2 separate regions of the Homo sapiens genome follow, and region 2 is linked to region 1. The links are chromatin loops, found by intact Hi-C in ENCODE. Cell type or tissue: MCF 10A. All regions are shown on one strand. Region 1 overlaps AFF3 (ALF transcription elongation factor 3). Region 2 overlaps AFF3 (ALF transcription elongation factor 3).

What was found. Peaks named below come from ENCODE experiments on the same cell type or tissue, not always from the same donor. Only the 100,000 strongest peaks of a DNase experiment are listed, where the experiment ranks them.
Region 2: a loop joins it to region 1, with 1.9 times the contacts of the local background. A loop is called at or near these places in 4 of 110 quality-filtered maps.

Annotation. Positions count from the first base shown.
Region 1 is chr2:99,877,089-99,885,088 of GRCh38, forward strand. All of the region lies in intron 7 of AFF3 (ALF transcription elongation factor 3), which reads right to left. Among named protein-coding and RNA genes, the nearest start is that of AFF3, 260 kb to the right of the region's middle. In MCF 10A, no CTCF peak of the experiment used is centred here; DNase peaks (open chromatin) are centred at 3,303 and 5,023.
Region 2 is chr2:100,009,869-100,017,868 of GRCh38, forward strand. All of the region lies in intron 4 of AFF3 (ALF transcription elongation factor 3), which reads right to left. Among named protein-coding and RNA genes, the nearest start is that of AFF3, 130 kb to the right of the region's middle. In MCF 10A, a CTCF peak has its summit at 4,095; a DNase peak (open chromatin) is centred at 4,173.

The DNA.
Region 1 (8,000 bases):
AGGACAGTGAGGAATACACAGATTCTTGGGAAATTCCTGTCTCCCACCATTCTTGGGAAACATTCCTTAAGGACAATCATGGGAATCAGCTGGACATGGTAGCCAGCATGGAAATGCTGAAGATGCCCTCTCAGTTTCTGGGTTGGATGAATGACTCGTCAAACAGTGAAGCCACTGAGAAGTGGGATTGAGGGGGAGATGTAATCGGTATGAAGGGCAGGAGGAAGATGATGAGCTCAGTTTGGGGCATGCATTTGGGATGCCAGGGGGCCTTCAGGTACAGATGTCTACCACCTGCTGTGATGGGGACTTGGGAAAATGCTAACAATTGGAATCACCACTATGAGAAATGAGACTGAAAGTGATTAGAAGCATGAAGAAAGAGGCTGTGAGGCCCATGGGTGGTGAAAGCCATTACAACTGATGGCAGCATAGACAGGGAACCTCCTTTATGACGAGACTGTCACTGGCACTTTATTAAAGACCATCATTCTATAGTCAGAAGTTCAGACCATGTTCACAAAACACATGAAGCCAGGATGATTATTTTTGGAATGCAATGAAAAGATTAAATGAAAACATAAAACTATTTTATGAGCATAATATACTACTTTGTTTAGAAAAATATATACTGCTTGTTTGTTACTAGTATGAAGGTTGCTAAATAGAGACTAGACACTATCTAGACTCTAGGTGTTAATTTTTTTCCATTCCAAAACAAAGTAATTCACAAAAACGTGCACTATTCATTCATGCAATAAGTATTACTAAGTCCCACTGTGGGCCAGATGCTATTCTAGGTGCTGGAGAGAGAGTAGTAAGAAGTACTGAAGGCACTAAAAAAATGCATGTTGGATGAACACATCAAATCAAATCACTCTATTATTACATCACACCCTCAACACTGCTCCCCAGTTCCACAGACATGATACTATCAGTCAGCTTACCTTGATTAGTAATCATTAAATGTTGCAGAAACACCTAACAGTTAAGTCCTATGTTGAAAAAAAATAGACATCCAATAAAATGCAAATTTGTGGTAAGCAGTAGGAGAAAACAAGAAGCGGAAAGAGGAAGGTTGCCTAACCTCGATGGCAATATTCTCTAGGTCATCCGTGAGCTTTGAGTTGTGAAGAAAAATCCAGGCAGGTCAATTTGACCTTGGAACAGAATTCTTTTGGTTGAATGTTAAGTGGCTAAATTACAACTTTGGGGAGAAACAGTTCTTGCAATGGAACGCTCTTCCCTGCCTGATTAGACTTAATCAGACTTTTTTGTACTTTAGGGTCAGGGAAAATTTTCAACCTGTAATCATGTACTTATTGGGACACACTAAGAGTTCATGATGGATTTTTAAACACCCAGAGCCTTCCAAATTAACTCAAAGTCTCATGATTTCTCCCTTTAATATGTTACTTTATAACAAGTAGATTTTAATAAAAATTAAGGGAAAAAAATTTCAGGTTTCTGCCAGGAGGCACTGACTTGTATTTCTTCCAAGTCTCATGCTCTCTGGGGGTATGCATCTACTGAATTCATAAAATAAAAACATAGTAAATGGTAAATGTAAATGTAAGAAGAGGTAAGACATTTCCATCAATTCCCTAAGAAAACTATCACCAAACTCTTGATTTGGAAATAATGAAGTCTCCCAAGTAAAAGTAAAAGGAGGGTTGGCTAGGGGATTCCCAATGCCTGCCAACAAAACCTGGTTTAGACTTTCTGTTTTAGAGCATTCTGGCCAATAAACTTCACAGAGATTTAAACAATAGCCCTTTGGATTCACTTTGGATTCCTTAAGTCCATGGACTGTCTTTCAAATATCTAAATGAAACTAGACAGAAGTTAGAAAAAAAACAACTAGATAACCCTAAGGCCACAAAATTAGGTAACTTCAGAGAGAAGATGTCAGAATTTTTTTATGTGCATCAAGTCTATACTCATGGGCAGCCCAGGAATCTGCGGGTAAGAAGCACTGAAGTGATAACTCATAGGGTTGAAAAAAATTCCGGAGCTGATCACGGTGAAGGAAACATAAAGCACGCAGTTCTAAAACTGTTTTCCAGATTGTATTCTTTAACAAAGATACCTATTATTTATGCTTTTGAAAAAAGTCAGTGACGTCCCTACACAGTTCATAATGAGTTCTGCAGATTCATGGAATTCCTTTCTTGAAATCATTTCCTTTCCCTGAACTTCTATGTTTATACCATCCATAGTATCACATCCATCTTCCAGCTTATTTAAATTCTGACTGTGAACAGGGACCATGTTTGTATCTTCTGGGCTGTGCTCATCAACTTCCTAGTAGCTCCATAAACGTGTATAACAACAATATTAATAATATTAATGAAGCACTACATTAAAAACTACAGCGTGTGTATCAGTATTTCTTCTATTTCCTTGAGGTACAGCAAGCAACCTTTGTAGAATTTCTCTATCACCTCGTGGGTAGGAGAATGAAAAGAGTTTCTCTGTCAAGATGATTTGGAGCTTTTGGATAGTTTGCTCCAAGTCAACAGGGTATAAAAGAATGGTCCTTATACTCTTGTGTATTTTGCCAAAGGCAGCAAAATAAATTAGTCATCATTTCACACGTGGCCAAGTTCACAAACCATCACATCTTGCCAACGTGCCCAAGGACCATATCTGTGCTCTGCGACCTAAATACAGAAACCCTAGTCTTAATGTCCACCACTTTCTTGAGTATTTTATGTCCTTTTTGATTACTATTAATGTCCATGGGAACAGATAAAGTAGCTACAAACTCTTTTAACAGGTATGAGTATCAGCTATCACTGTAACTTTCATTAAAATATAAAAACAGTTAAAAACCAAACAGAGCATCACTTTTTAATATTATCTAAAATAACAATAAAGGTGGTCAGATGGTTACGTGTTCATTTAATTGCTAATGAAGCCAGACCAATAAGTCAAAGCTGGATTCCCTGTAGAATATCGATTTGAAGTATTAGCAGCAAGGATCGTTTGGTAAGACAGATTTAAAATAGGAGTAAAGATTTTACTTTCCAAGGATTCATCTTTGAATTCTTGTGGGTGGTTGTTTTATTTCCAGCCTGCTAAAAACCATAATATCACCTGAAGCAAGCAGGCATGAGCCTGGAACGGGAGTGAAATGACAACGAAACATTTGTACATGTTATTAAAGCTAATGAAGCAAGACACGCACTGCCTGGTTTTGTGTCACGCGCCCCTGGAGAGCCCAACTGTGTTCTGGGGCTGGCTGTGGCATCTCCCCAGGATATGGCTCACCCTGAGGCCTCTGATTCAGCGGCAGAGCTGTTTTTCCCCTCGGGAAAGACCAAACAGACACCTGACCTTTTATAAAACCTCTAGGATGAATCACAAGTAAAGTTCTTTGGCATTCTGAGGTGGTGGGTGGAAATCAAGGCTTGACAGGCGGCCATGGGATGGGCAGCGTGGGCTGGCGCTATGGGCTATGCCATAGCGTGGAGAATCCCTCACACTAGGACCCCTGGCCTGCATGTCATCTGGCATCCAGAACTCCCACTCAATTTCCAAAAGGTGCTACCCACCCTGGAAAAAAATCTAGCCCACTGAGTAGCTGGGAAAATCCACAGCCAGGGAGACAGATGGCTCAGGAAGAAGCAATCTGGAATAATAGTGAGGGTGTGGGAGTTGGAGTGTAGGCTGGGCAAGGAGATCAGAGAGGAAAGAACGGGCATCTGTATGTGGCGACAGATGACGGAGTGCTGTTTGGGACGAGCAGTTGGAGGAGGCAAAGGAAATGGAAGTAATGTACTTATGCATAAGGGCTGTATCATAATTAGGAAAATTCCCCTTCTGTCTACCCCGCAAGTCCCACTTGGTTCAGATGGGGGCAGACAGCAGAGAGCACTTACTTCACGGAGGAAGCAGAGGCTACCCGCTATTCCAACAGGCTTTCTATTTCTGATAGAAACAAATCCAAACTGAGCTAATTTGTGTACAGCTGCAGGCAATATAAACACGGCTATTTAGAATTCTTTATAGAGTATAGGCCTTTGTACTCTATACTTCATGGAAGTTAATAAGTAGGTGTCAAACTCTGAATTAAAATTCCCAGAAGAGGACACAGCACAAAGGACAATAAAAATGATTTTTAAATAATCATAGGGATAAATAGCATCCACTTCTGACAAATGTAAGTGCTGGCATAAAATGTTATTAGGCTACAGAGATTGTCTTTTGTTCAGGAAGTATATTTTATTCTCCTGCCTCATCATTCATCATCCTAATGAGCCCTCAAAATGTAAATTAAATAGCAAAGACGGATTCATTTGAAAAGCATCTTTTCAAAAAAAAAAAAAAAGCTAGGTGTTAAACCATTTTTTCTACTTTTATTCTATATATTGTTTCATTTTTTCATTGAAAAAAAGCCCTCAGTACTTGAACACTTTATGGGGTAAGTTCATGCAATTCATATTTTCAGTAAACAGTTCATTCATTCTCCAGTACTATGGGATTGGTGATTTGAAAAGAAAAAAAAAATCGCATTTTAAAATGGTATGCCCTGTAAATGATGTTTGATCCGGAAAATCTGAGAAACCTGTGCACGCATTCACTTTTTTGTTTTATTCAGAAGTGATTTGGTCCAGGGAAACCCTCAATGGAAAAGGATTAGTGAAAATTTCAAACAGCTTTAGTTTACTGAACTGAATGCATTAATGGCTAAGCAAACACCAGTTCAACCATTAATGATAAAAGAAGAAGGTCATGAGCCAAATTAGTTGCAATTTCTTGTTATGTATTGATAAGAACATTACCCGTTCCTATGATGAATAGAGAAATCAGGGTTTTGTACTTGACCTGAATTTATGCATGAGCACACACAACAGAAGTGACTGAACAGCTCTGCTGGGGAGGCACCCAGGAAAAACACGCTGGGAAAGGAAAATAGCAGCAAATCATGTCTCATTTTGGCATGATTGGTCCTCATTTGCCTGTCTCTCTCTCTCTCTCTCTGTCTCTCTCTCTCTCCCCCTCACTCTCCCCACCCTCTCTCACTGCAACCCATAAATCATTCTTCGCATTCTTTGGCTGTTCCTGCTTATGTGAGAGAGCTCAGCTCCCAGCTCTCTGTGGGTGAACATATATAAAATGAAGACACAAGTAACTGCACTGTTGAGGTTTGCCTGATGTCCAGGGAACAGCCATTAATCTGCACAAGGGGGTTTCAAAAGCCCCACTCTGCCGAATAAATTATCGTTAACCAATCTAGGCATTCTAAAGACACTATATTTTTATGAGGTCAAATGTTGCAGAAATATCCCAGAGGGAGGGTAGAAACTATCCAGCTGTGAAAGAAGCTAGTGACAGCACTGCACAGAAGCCTGGGGGGTCCTGCAGTGGCTACAGACCGGCTGCAGCCCTGGCTGAAGCACATCCTCAGTCTGCCTGGTTCATGAGGACTGCTGCATTTGGGAAGCACTCATCCCTCACAGCAGTGCCCAATGCAGGCTCACCTCTAGAGAAGGGGCATCTCTCTTGGAAGGTCTGGCTGATGAAAGAGCATATCATGACAGACAGGAGCTCATGGTAAAGCCTGCATAATCCACTGGCCATCCTGTTCCAGTTTACTTACTCAGTTATTTTTAATGGAGAATTTTCTTTTTAATGTGACAGAACTGAACTCAATGCAAGGCTCAAGGCTGTCGTCATGACAGTTGCCCACATAAAGAAACTGTAGTCTGGGCCCAAGGCATGGCCCTAGCAATTTCCCAGTAATGCACATTTTGACGGGCACATCAATTGGTTTATGATGTAAGAACAACACTAATTAGTGAGGAAGAAGCCAATGTCCTGTGTTGATAGGGCCCGGTGCAGTTTAAGTGATGAAGTGAACGTTACTTCTAACAAAGGAAAACAAGGTATTATTCTGCACAGATATTTAACTCTGAAGAAGTGTTGAACAATGATAGATGTATTTTAAAGTGGAATTGAAGCTTCATCCACAGTTTAGGAAGAGAACTGGCTAGGATATCAATAAATTGTTTTATATTTGACCCCAGGCAGGAAAAACAACATGCAACCCAGGGAAGGGATGGTGCCTTGCTGTGAAATATGTGCATTTTAACCTTTGCAATATGTTAATAATTAATATGAATTCACACCAATACGATATCTTCATAAAAACACAGAACTCTCATGTATAAAACCTTTCAAGTATAAAAGAAATAAGCTACCCCCTAAAGGTTTTCTGAAAAAAATTCCCATTAAAGAAGGTTCTCACAGTCTGAATGTAGAGACTTTTAACCAGACCTAAAATTCTTGCGAATAAGCCCCATGCTATATGACTGACAGCACCATTAAAAACGCTAAAAAATAAAATACACGCTTCATTAGTCTCCCAGCTGAACTCAGAATCTCTGGCCCAGAATAAATCTTAGCCTTTAAGAATAAATTCTCTTCTGAATTAACATCTCAGAGTCATTAATCTTTGGAGTGACCCTTCAATTTCATTTGGAGAACTACTACATTCCTCAAAGGTCTTTTTTCTTTTGGCAAGCCATGATTTCATGGAGAGAAGGAAAATAACATGATCTTTCTTTTATCATTTCCTCATTCTCGCCCTCAGGGTGGCTTCTCTTCCCTTCCCAACTGAAACATCCTAAATCTAAAATCAACAGAGAGCCTTCTACTGAGTCAGCAAGGAACTAAAATTTAACTTTAGGGATACGTGAAAATAAAAACAAGACTAGGCAGAATTATTATTATACATTTCAGGAAGAAAGGAAGCATTATCGTGAACACAATTTTACCAAATTAAAAATGGTACAGACTTTATTCTCTATTTCAGGGGCCTTGTTTATTAAGCAGACAGAACTCTGCTTGATTATTCCATGAAGTCGCCAACCATTAATCATGCACATTTGTTTAACAGGTCAAATGAAGAGAGGAAATTTGTGTGCAGTCACGGCAAATACTGCCTCATTTTACCCACTGTGATACTAAAGGTACAGACATCATGTTGTAACTACATTAGGAGAGATTGGTCCATAAAGTAATTTGATTATAATTCCTTCTTGAGCAGACAACTATTTTTGAAAAGCAAATAACTATTTATTTTTTGATTATTTATTTTTAACTGATAAAAAGTATACGTATTTATGGGGTTACGATGTGGTGTTCTGATAGATTTATACATTATGGAATGATTAAATCAAGCTATTTAACACATCCATCACCTCACGTACTTTCGTTGTACGGCTTGAACATTTAAAATCTGCTTAGCAATTTTGATATATACATTGCTATTAACTATAGTTACCACGCTTATTTGCTTATGTATGTATGTATTTATTTTTGAGACAGACTCTCACCCTGTCTCCCAGGCTGGAGTGCAGTGGCATGATCTCGGCTCACTGCAACCTCTGCCTATGGGGTTCAAGAGATTCTCCTGCCCCAGCCTCCCCAGTAGCTGGGACTACAGGCACATAACACCACACCTGGCTAATTTTTGTATTTTTTTTTTGGTAGAGATGGGGTTTCACCATGTTGGCCAGGCTAGTCTCAAACTCCTGGCCTCAAGTGATCTGCCAGCCTTGGCCTCCCAAAGTGCTGGAATTACAGGCATGAGCCACTGCACCCGGCCTGCTTATTAATCAAGATTTTCAAAGTTAGATGTTTAATTAAAGGATAATATGTCTATACCACTCATCCAACAATTTTCACTGTGAAGACCACATTAGCCAGCTCCCAGAGGAGACACATTCTGGTGAGGGGGTGGCTGGGTTCACCATATTCGCTTCTACCATCCTCCAATCCCAGCCTCTCCCTCTACCTGGGGGATTCACTGGAACCATCCATTTGTATTCCCACATTTTTTGTGTTCTTAAGCCAGAAATGTCTCCCATATAGCTTGCCAACTGCCCACCGCTTCCAAACACCTCTATCCTCTACTGCCACGTGAATCTTAAAATAGAGCTTCCACTGTTCAGTTCTCCAGACTCACCAGCCGTTAATAGCCCCTCATCACC
Region 2 (8,000 bases), 130 kb after region 1:
ATCAAAAAGAGCTTACAGATCCCTTAAGATGAGCTCTGTCCTCCTTTCCCAGCAGAAGCAGGTGGGTTCAGTGACCTGGCCATCATTCTGCTTCCAGCTCCCACTTGGTCTAGTGGGCAGATGCTGAGCTGGGAGTTGGCACACTCACCTGCGAAATGTGGTTCTCCCCAAATCAGCGACATGGGGATGGAAAAGCCACTCGGTCTCTCTACGCCTTAATGACTTCATTACAAAGCAGGGGCGTTTCATGGCACTGTTATAAGGCTTAAATGTGAAGGTAATCTATAAAATGGCTTTGGAGTAGCTTTAGGTGCCACAAAATCCAACATATTGCTAATAAAATATTGTTAATAATAAAAGGATCTGTGGGTTCAAAGGAACTTATAAAAATTGTGATTTTTAAAAGCTAAATAACTATCTTTAGTAAAACAGAAAGTATATGTATCATGTAGCTGTAGGGGGACACACAAATTATTGTAAAATAAATATTGCTTATCCTAGCTCTGCCCGTGTGGCTGGGGTACAGTTTAAATTTGCTGTCTAAGGGGTGATGCGATACTAAACATGCTTCTGGCAAGGCTGCTGCAGCACCTAAGGCATTTAATTTAAATTTAAGGTTAGGGAATGTAAAGATATCCAGAACATGGAGCCTATTAGCATTTTAATTCATCCTTAGTATATTACCCACAGTTATTAGATTTGGGAGTCCAACCAGTGACCTTCATATAACGGGGACTGCAGCCTCTAGAATCTTCTACCAACTGAGAGGCTCACAGCGCTAACATCACGATCACTGATCACTAAGAACTCTCTGGGGTGGCTGTGGTGACAGTGACCAGCCTAAGGAAAGCAGGAGATGGGAAAGACACTCTTATTCACAGAACCAGACTTCCAGTTCCCAGTAGAGGGTATGATGGTCCTGCCCTGCTTGTGGACATTTGTAATATGAAACCCCGGCTTTCAGGAACATTCCATGGATTTAAAATGGAGACTGCTCTGAGGATATATGACCCACACTGCAGATGGATATGAAGTAGCCTTTAATCAACAGGAGAATTCTAGTTTCATTATGCACTTCTAGCTTTTGGAACAATATTGACACCTGCAGTTAGAAAACAAAAAGCAGCCGGGCGCTGTGGCTCATGCCTGTAATCCCAGCACTTTGGGAGGCCGAGATGGGTGGATCACGAGGTCAGGAGATCGAGGCCATCCTGGCTAACACGGTGAAACCCCATTTCTACTAAAAATACAAAAAATTAGCCAGGGGCGGTGGTGGGCACCTGTAGTCCCAGCTACTCGGGAGGCTGAGGCAGGAGAACGGCACGAACCCGGGAGGCGGAGCTTGCAGTGAGCCGAGATTGCGCCACTGCACTCCAGCCTGGGCGACAAAGCGAGACTCCCTCTCAAAAGAAAAAAAAGCTTGCACAGCATGCATCATAACTCTCCCCTTTTCCCATACATAGCAGGGACTCCCACACACATGCTTGCTGCCCTCAGTCAGGTCAACCCAACCAGACACACAAGACTGGTGTGATGCACGAAGTGGCCTCATGTAAGATGGAGCAGGCAGGTGGTCATTGAGAATGATTTCTGGGCTTCTCAGAAGGCCCCCATGCCCAAAATAATACCTCCTGCATCTGCTGGCTGATGACTGAAATTCCACAACTAGAGAGTCATTCCTCTGGTTTAAGATGTCTTCACCCCTGCAAGAAATATAAACACCACAAGAAGCTGAAACACTTTAAACCTGATTAGCCTTGAGTATCTTAGCGTGCATGAGTCTGTCAGCATATTTTCCAGAAGCCGAGGGGAAAGAATCCAAGATCCCGGAGGGTCAGAACGGGAGGCAAGCTGAACAAAGGAAGGGACAACAGTAGATGCAGCCATGAAAACAGATTCATAAACTCCACTTATTTTTCAGTGTGGCTTAAATGTTTAAGACAAAGGCAATAGGATAAAAACCAAAATTAATTAGGCAGATATCAGACCCAATACATTTCCAGGGTCTGGGAGTTATGAGTCATGTCCTACTCTGAAAATGTTGGAGGTGAGAGAAAAGATGCTCCTCTTTAACTAAACCTGCCTCATCCCCCAACCCCTTTAAGCTGAAGGATACCCCAAAGCACTCCAAGATGCTTTATAAAGCATCCAGATTGCTAGATAAAATCCACTAATGAAGTTCTACCCGCATAACCAGCCTACAGCTCCTACTACCAAGAAGGAGTGAACACCCTCAGGACCACTTACTCATAATCTTCTAATAGAAATCCACTAGTCGTCTTTTCAGGGGCCTGCCATCATGCTCGTGCCATGCTTCCACACCATAAGATGAACCCAGAATGACTCAAAATGGCAACGTCCCCACTTCTTCAAAGGAGAGGAAAGGAAACTCAAAAAGAAAGGCAATGCCTTCCCTTTGGTTTCTCTCCTCCTTCCTTGGTGGGTAGCTCTGTAGCCTCCACTGAGCTGCTTCTTAAAACTAACCTACCCATTCCTTCTCTTTAACTAGAAGCACAAGCCCCCCACCACATATCATTTCATGGCTAGGGAGCTAAAATGTCACTTGCTTAAAGCAGATGTCACTGTAAGAGAAAGGCTGGGCTTCCCACCCCCTGTATCTCCCTAAGTGTCTGAACTCTCACCTTTCTACCAATACTAAATGTTTTGACTCATAAAGACAGTAGCTTCTCGACAGTGAGCCCCCATCCCACTAATTACAAGTGAAAATTGTGCCGGTGCTCACCAGCCTGCAGAGTGCCTTTCTCTTCATCTCTTGCCATGAAAGCTTAGCCCTCTTCGTCCCCCTGCCATTTGAGCAATGTGAAGATCATGCTTTAAAAGCAAAGAAAGCTTTCGCCTGACAAGCTGAAAGTCAGGTCAGCTTCCCCTGGGATGGCTGACTTAGGTCTAAGAGAATTCCAATTCCCGGCATGCCAACATATACATTAAACTCAAAATGTGTTGCACGTTATGAGTTATGTTTCTTTGTTACTAGCAGATGGTAAAAATTTCTATCATCTGCAAAGTTGCTCCTATTTCCATAAAAATTACAAAAATCACATTCCTCAAATGTATGTCACCAAATGTATTTATTTATTTTGCATGAAAGTGGAGGTAGCCAACTGCTTCAATATTATTTATCATTTGTTGCAGATGCATAACATTCCCAGAAAATAAACCTTTTTAATCAACTCCTTTTAAAGGGCCTATTTATTTTTAGAATTAAAAAAAATAGCAAATAAAAAATGTAGTGAAAACATTTTTGATCATTTCTCACTTATTTGTTTTTAATCTATAAATTGCGGTATCTTGTAGAGCTCCAGCCAAGGCCAATTATGGTGGTTAAGTAGAAATAGACGTCTAAACATGAAACTGTCATCATTTCCAAAATTCATCTATTCTTGATCATACGGTAACAGCATGAAACTAAATAAAAGTAACATCTATGAGCCCGATGGCTTTTCTCTTCCATTGAGCTCAAAACATTTCACCTATATGTCCCTTAATTATCCTCACAATGCCCCTTGGAGAAAGACACTGATGGTGAATATTATGACTAGGTTAACTCTTTTAAAGATCAAGAAACTTAGGATAAGAGTTTGATCATCAAAACAATGTCATAAAGACACACTGTGTAAAAGGAACAGCAATGTCCAAAGTACCTTACTCAGCTCTGCCCAGAGAACAGGAGCTATCCTGGAGCCAAGAAGTGGTGGCACCTCTTAAACCCTGATGTCTGACAAGCCCAGTAGTGAGAAGTAGTTAACATGAGCCCCAGAGGCAAAACAGGAATAAATGAAATAAGGCAAGCTATTTCCCAGTCAGACAGAGAGAACCATAAGGAGAATTCTGGAATAAAGTCTCAGCTGTTATAATTTTTTACAGCCCCCAACTGACAAAGGATAGAAATCAGTCTCTTTCCACAGCTCACACACAAAGCAGACCTATGTAACCTAGAATTGTGGAATGGAAGATAGAGAAGTGAATAAAAAAATAAAAAATGATAAGATTCTAAAGTTGCCCAGCGAGGGCTACTGATGTCACTATTTTTATCAAGTGCTACCCATTCATTAGCCTGCTCCAATCTCTCCCTAGGCTGCCCTACTGGTGAGAAAGGTGCTGGAGCCAGGACAGCCTGCCCTCTGGCTGAGTCACAGGTTGATTCAGCAGACCCAGCCAGCCAGGGGGGGATGACCTCCTTCCCACTGCACTCATCCACATGCAGCCTGATGAAATCTGATGAAATGCAGTTTGCTTGGAGCACTCGCTCCAAGCAAACTGCATTTCCCATGGAGGAGACTTTTAGGCAAGGGTATATGAAGCCAATTGTATCCCTTGACTAGAATCATCAAAATGTTTTATTCTTATTTTTAAAAAACTATCCAAACTACTGATATGTCTCCAGGGTTGTGGGGAGTCTAAGAAATAAGCAAATTCAAGGAGAAGAGAATGAACCACCTCTCACCTATCTTTTGGAAAAAGTTATCATGTTTTGCATGTTTTTAAAATACAGTCCTTTTCAAATAACAAAAACACAATTCACTTTCGTCCAAAAGCATTTTCTGAATACCACTGTGTCAGATACTAGGGAGACAGGGTCGTGATTGAGCCATCCTGCTGATGAGAAGACAACAGTCTGGGGCAAGGAGAATGGGGAAAAGGAAGAAGGGCACCAATTCACAATCAAACAATGTGAGCAGCCTGTGGTCAGGGCACTGGCAGGGGTAGCACAAGGAATCAGCATTGTTTCCTGCAGGAGACCAGCTTTGAGCTTGAGAAAACGGCAGGTTAAGGAGATGGAAAAGAAGAAGGGCTTAGAGGTACAAAATACATGGATTACTAGTAAGTGGCCTTTGGGAGTATATTCAGAGGCGGTTATGTTACTCTCTCCATACCTCCATACCACCTTGCTTCCTTTTTTTTTTTTTTTTTTTAGACGGAGTCTCACTCTGTTGCCCAGGCTGGAGTGCAGCAGGGTGATCTCAGCTCACTGCAACCTCCGCCTCCCAGGTTCAAGTGATTCTTTTGCCTCAGCCTCCCGAGTAGCTGGGACTACAGGCATGTGCCACCACACCCAGCCAGCTAATTTTTTTTTTTTTTTTTTTTTTTGTATATTTAGTAGAGACAGGGTTTCAGGACGTTAGCCAGGATGGTCTCGATCTCCTGACCTCATGATCCGCCTGCCTTGGCCCCCCAAAGTGCTGGAATTACAGGCGTGAGCCACTGTGCCTGGCCCACCTTACTTCTTTAACAAGGTGGAATTCCTCATTTAAAGTTTCATTTATGTGGTTTACCCACTGCTAACCTATCATTGCTACCTCACTCTAAACAGGTTCGTCTGATCCCTTCCTAAGAGCAGATTTGGTTTGGAGCAAATGCATGAAGAGTGGATGCAGAGGACACAGAGAAACACTCTCCCCCTTTTTACAGTTTATATCAGGCTGCCTCTAAGCAGCCTGGCCACAGAGAAGACAATCTTTTCAGATACTTTGAGACCTGACAACATGCTAACATGCTCCCTGGGCATGGACCTGGAGCCATGAGGGTGAGGAGGAAGAAGAAAAGGCATAAGGAGGAGAGAAGAACGTTCCCCAGAAACTCCCCTGCTCTCCAGAGCAGCAGCGTAAGCACTGTGTATAATTAAGGAAATTTAATCAAACACTCCAAATTTATAACAATTGTTTTAAATTTAATGAGTCAAACTAATTAACATCTCTTGTTATTTATAAAGCAAATGATAAAAATTAAAAATTGTTTTTTAAATTAGAGTAAAGCAAGGTTGCTGAAGTGTACTTGCAAATTCCCTTCTTAATCTATAGACATAGCTGGTGGACTGAAAGGCAGAAAGACAGTGAGCATGGGACAGAGGCAACTCAGACAGAGAAGGTGAGGCTGAAGGTAGAACGTGGTAAAAAGGCAAGAATCTCCCAACTGGAGTCTTTTGAAGCTCTGAGTTGTTGTGGTTGTGATGCTATAGGTGCGATGGTGGTGATAGTGGTGGTGGTGGTGATAGTGGCAGCAGAAGTACTGGCAGTAGTGTTGGTGGTAGTGATGGTGATGATGGTTATGATGGTGGTGGTGGTGGTGATGGTGATGATGATGGTGGTTATGGTAGCAATGGTGACAGTAGTGGCAGTGAAGGTGTTGTGGTAGTGGTGGTGGTGGTGGTGATGGTGATGATTGTGATAATGGTGGTGATGACAGTGATGGTGATGGTGGTGGTAGTGGTAGTGATGGTGGTGGTGGTAGCAATGGTGATGGTGGTGGTGATGGTGGTGGTGGTAGAGGTGCTGGTGGTGGTGGTAGTTGTGGCGATGCTGATAATGATTGTGGTTGTGATAATGGCAATGGTAGTGGCGGTGATGGTGGTGGGGGTGATGGCAGTGGTAGTGGTGGCGGTGGCAGTGGTAGTGGGGGTGATGATGGTGGTGGCAGCGATGGTGACAGTGGTAGTGAACATGTTAGTGGTAGTGATAGTGATGGTGATGGTGGTAGTGATGGTGATGGTGGTGGTTGTGATAATGGTGATGGCAGCGATGGTCATGGTGGTAGTGGTGGCAGTGGTGGTGATGTGGTGGTGGAGATGGTGATGGTGGTGGTAATGGTGTTGGTGATGAAAGTGGTGATGGTACTGGTGGTGATAGTGGTGGTGGCGGTAGTGGTGGTGATGGTGGTAGCGATGGTGATAGTATTGGTGGTGAACATGTTAGTGACAGTAGTGATGGTGGTGGTGGTAGTGGTGGTAATGGTGATGGTGGTGGTGGTGATGGTGGTGGTAATGGTGTTGGTGATGAAAGTGGTGATGGTACTGGCAGTGATGGTGGTGGTGGCGGTAGTGGCGGTGATGGTGGTAGCGATGGTGATAGTATTGGTGGTGAACATGTTAGTGACAGTAGTAGTGATGGTGGTGGTGGTAGTGGTGGTAATGGTGATGGCAGTGATGCTGATGGTGGTGGTGGTGATGGTGGTAATGGTGGTGGTGATGAAGGTGGTGATCGTGCTGGTGGTACTGATGGTGATGGTGGTGGTGGTGATGATATGGTGGTGATTGTTATGATAATGGTGATGACGGTAGTGAAGTTGATGGTGGTGATGATGGTGGTAGTGGTGGTAATGGTAATGATGGTGGTGGTTGTGATAATGGTGGTGACAGTAGTGATGGTGGTGGTGATGATGACGATGCTGGTGGTGGTGGTAATGGTGTTGGTGGTGGTGAAAGTGGTAGTGAAGGTGCTAGTGGTTAAAAATCTGTTGAGGAGTGAGAAACAGTCAACAGTGCATATAACAAATTCTTAAATCCTAAAGAACATGACTATGCCCCGGCTCACTTATCCTGGATTTTCCTTATGAGCCAAGTAATTTCAGTTCTCATGAATGTTCACTCTACTTTCCCCCAACAGCACTATAACATTGGCTCACCAGCACTCCTTTCACCCACAGTGTATTATTTCTACCATGGACTCCTCAAAAATATCGGTCCCCTTTTACTTGTTTGTCTCTGACCACAAACAAGTAAAGGTTATCTCAATCTTAATTCAATCTTGAAAATATTTTCTGGGAGCATTTCTAGATCTCTACTTTAGCTATGCTGACCTGTTCTACCAGAGCAGGAATGAGATTGAGGGTGGTCTGTGCCATAACCACTTCTGTACTCTATCTTTTGAGAAACTATGACATTAAAGGGAGTCACAAAGTCACAAAGACCCATAGACAAGTTTAAACCACAGTCACCCCAAATAATTTTCTGGGTCTATGTCATCCTCCCAGGCCCATCTGGCCCATGTTAAATGTTGCTAGTAACAACTACTCTACATGGACTTTACATGAATTACTGCATTTAAAACCCCAAGAGGCATTCTCCCTATTTACAGTGGAGAAACAAGAGGCTCTGAGGTTAACTAACTTGTCCAAGTCCCATAACCAGTAAGCGACATCACTTAGATGTGAAGCCAGGCAGTCTGGCACCAGAGACCAAATTCTTAGACTCTGCTCCACTGCCT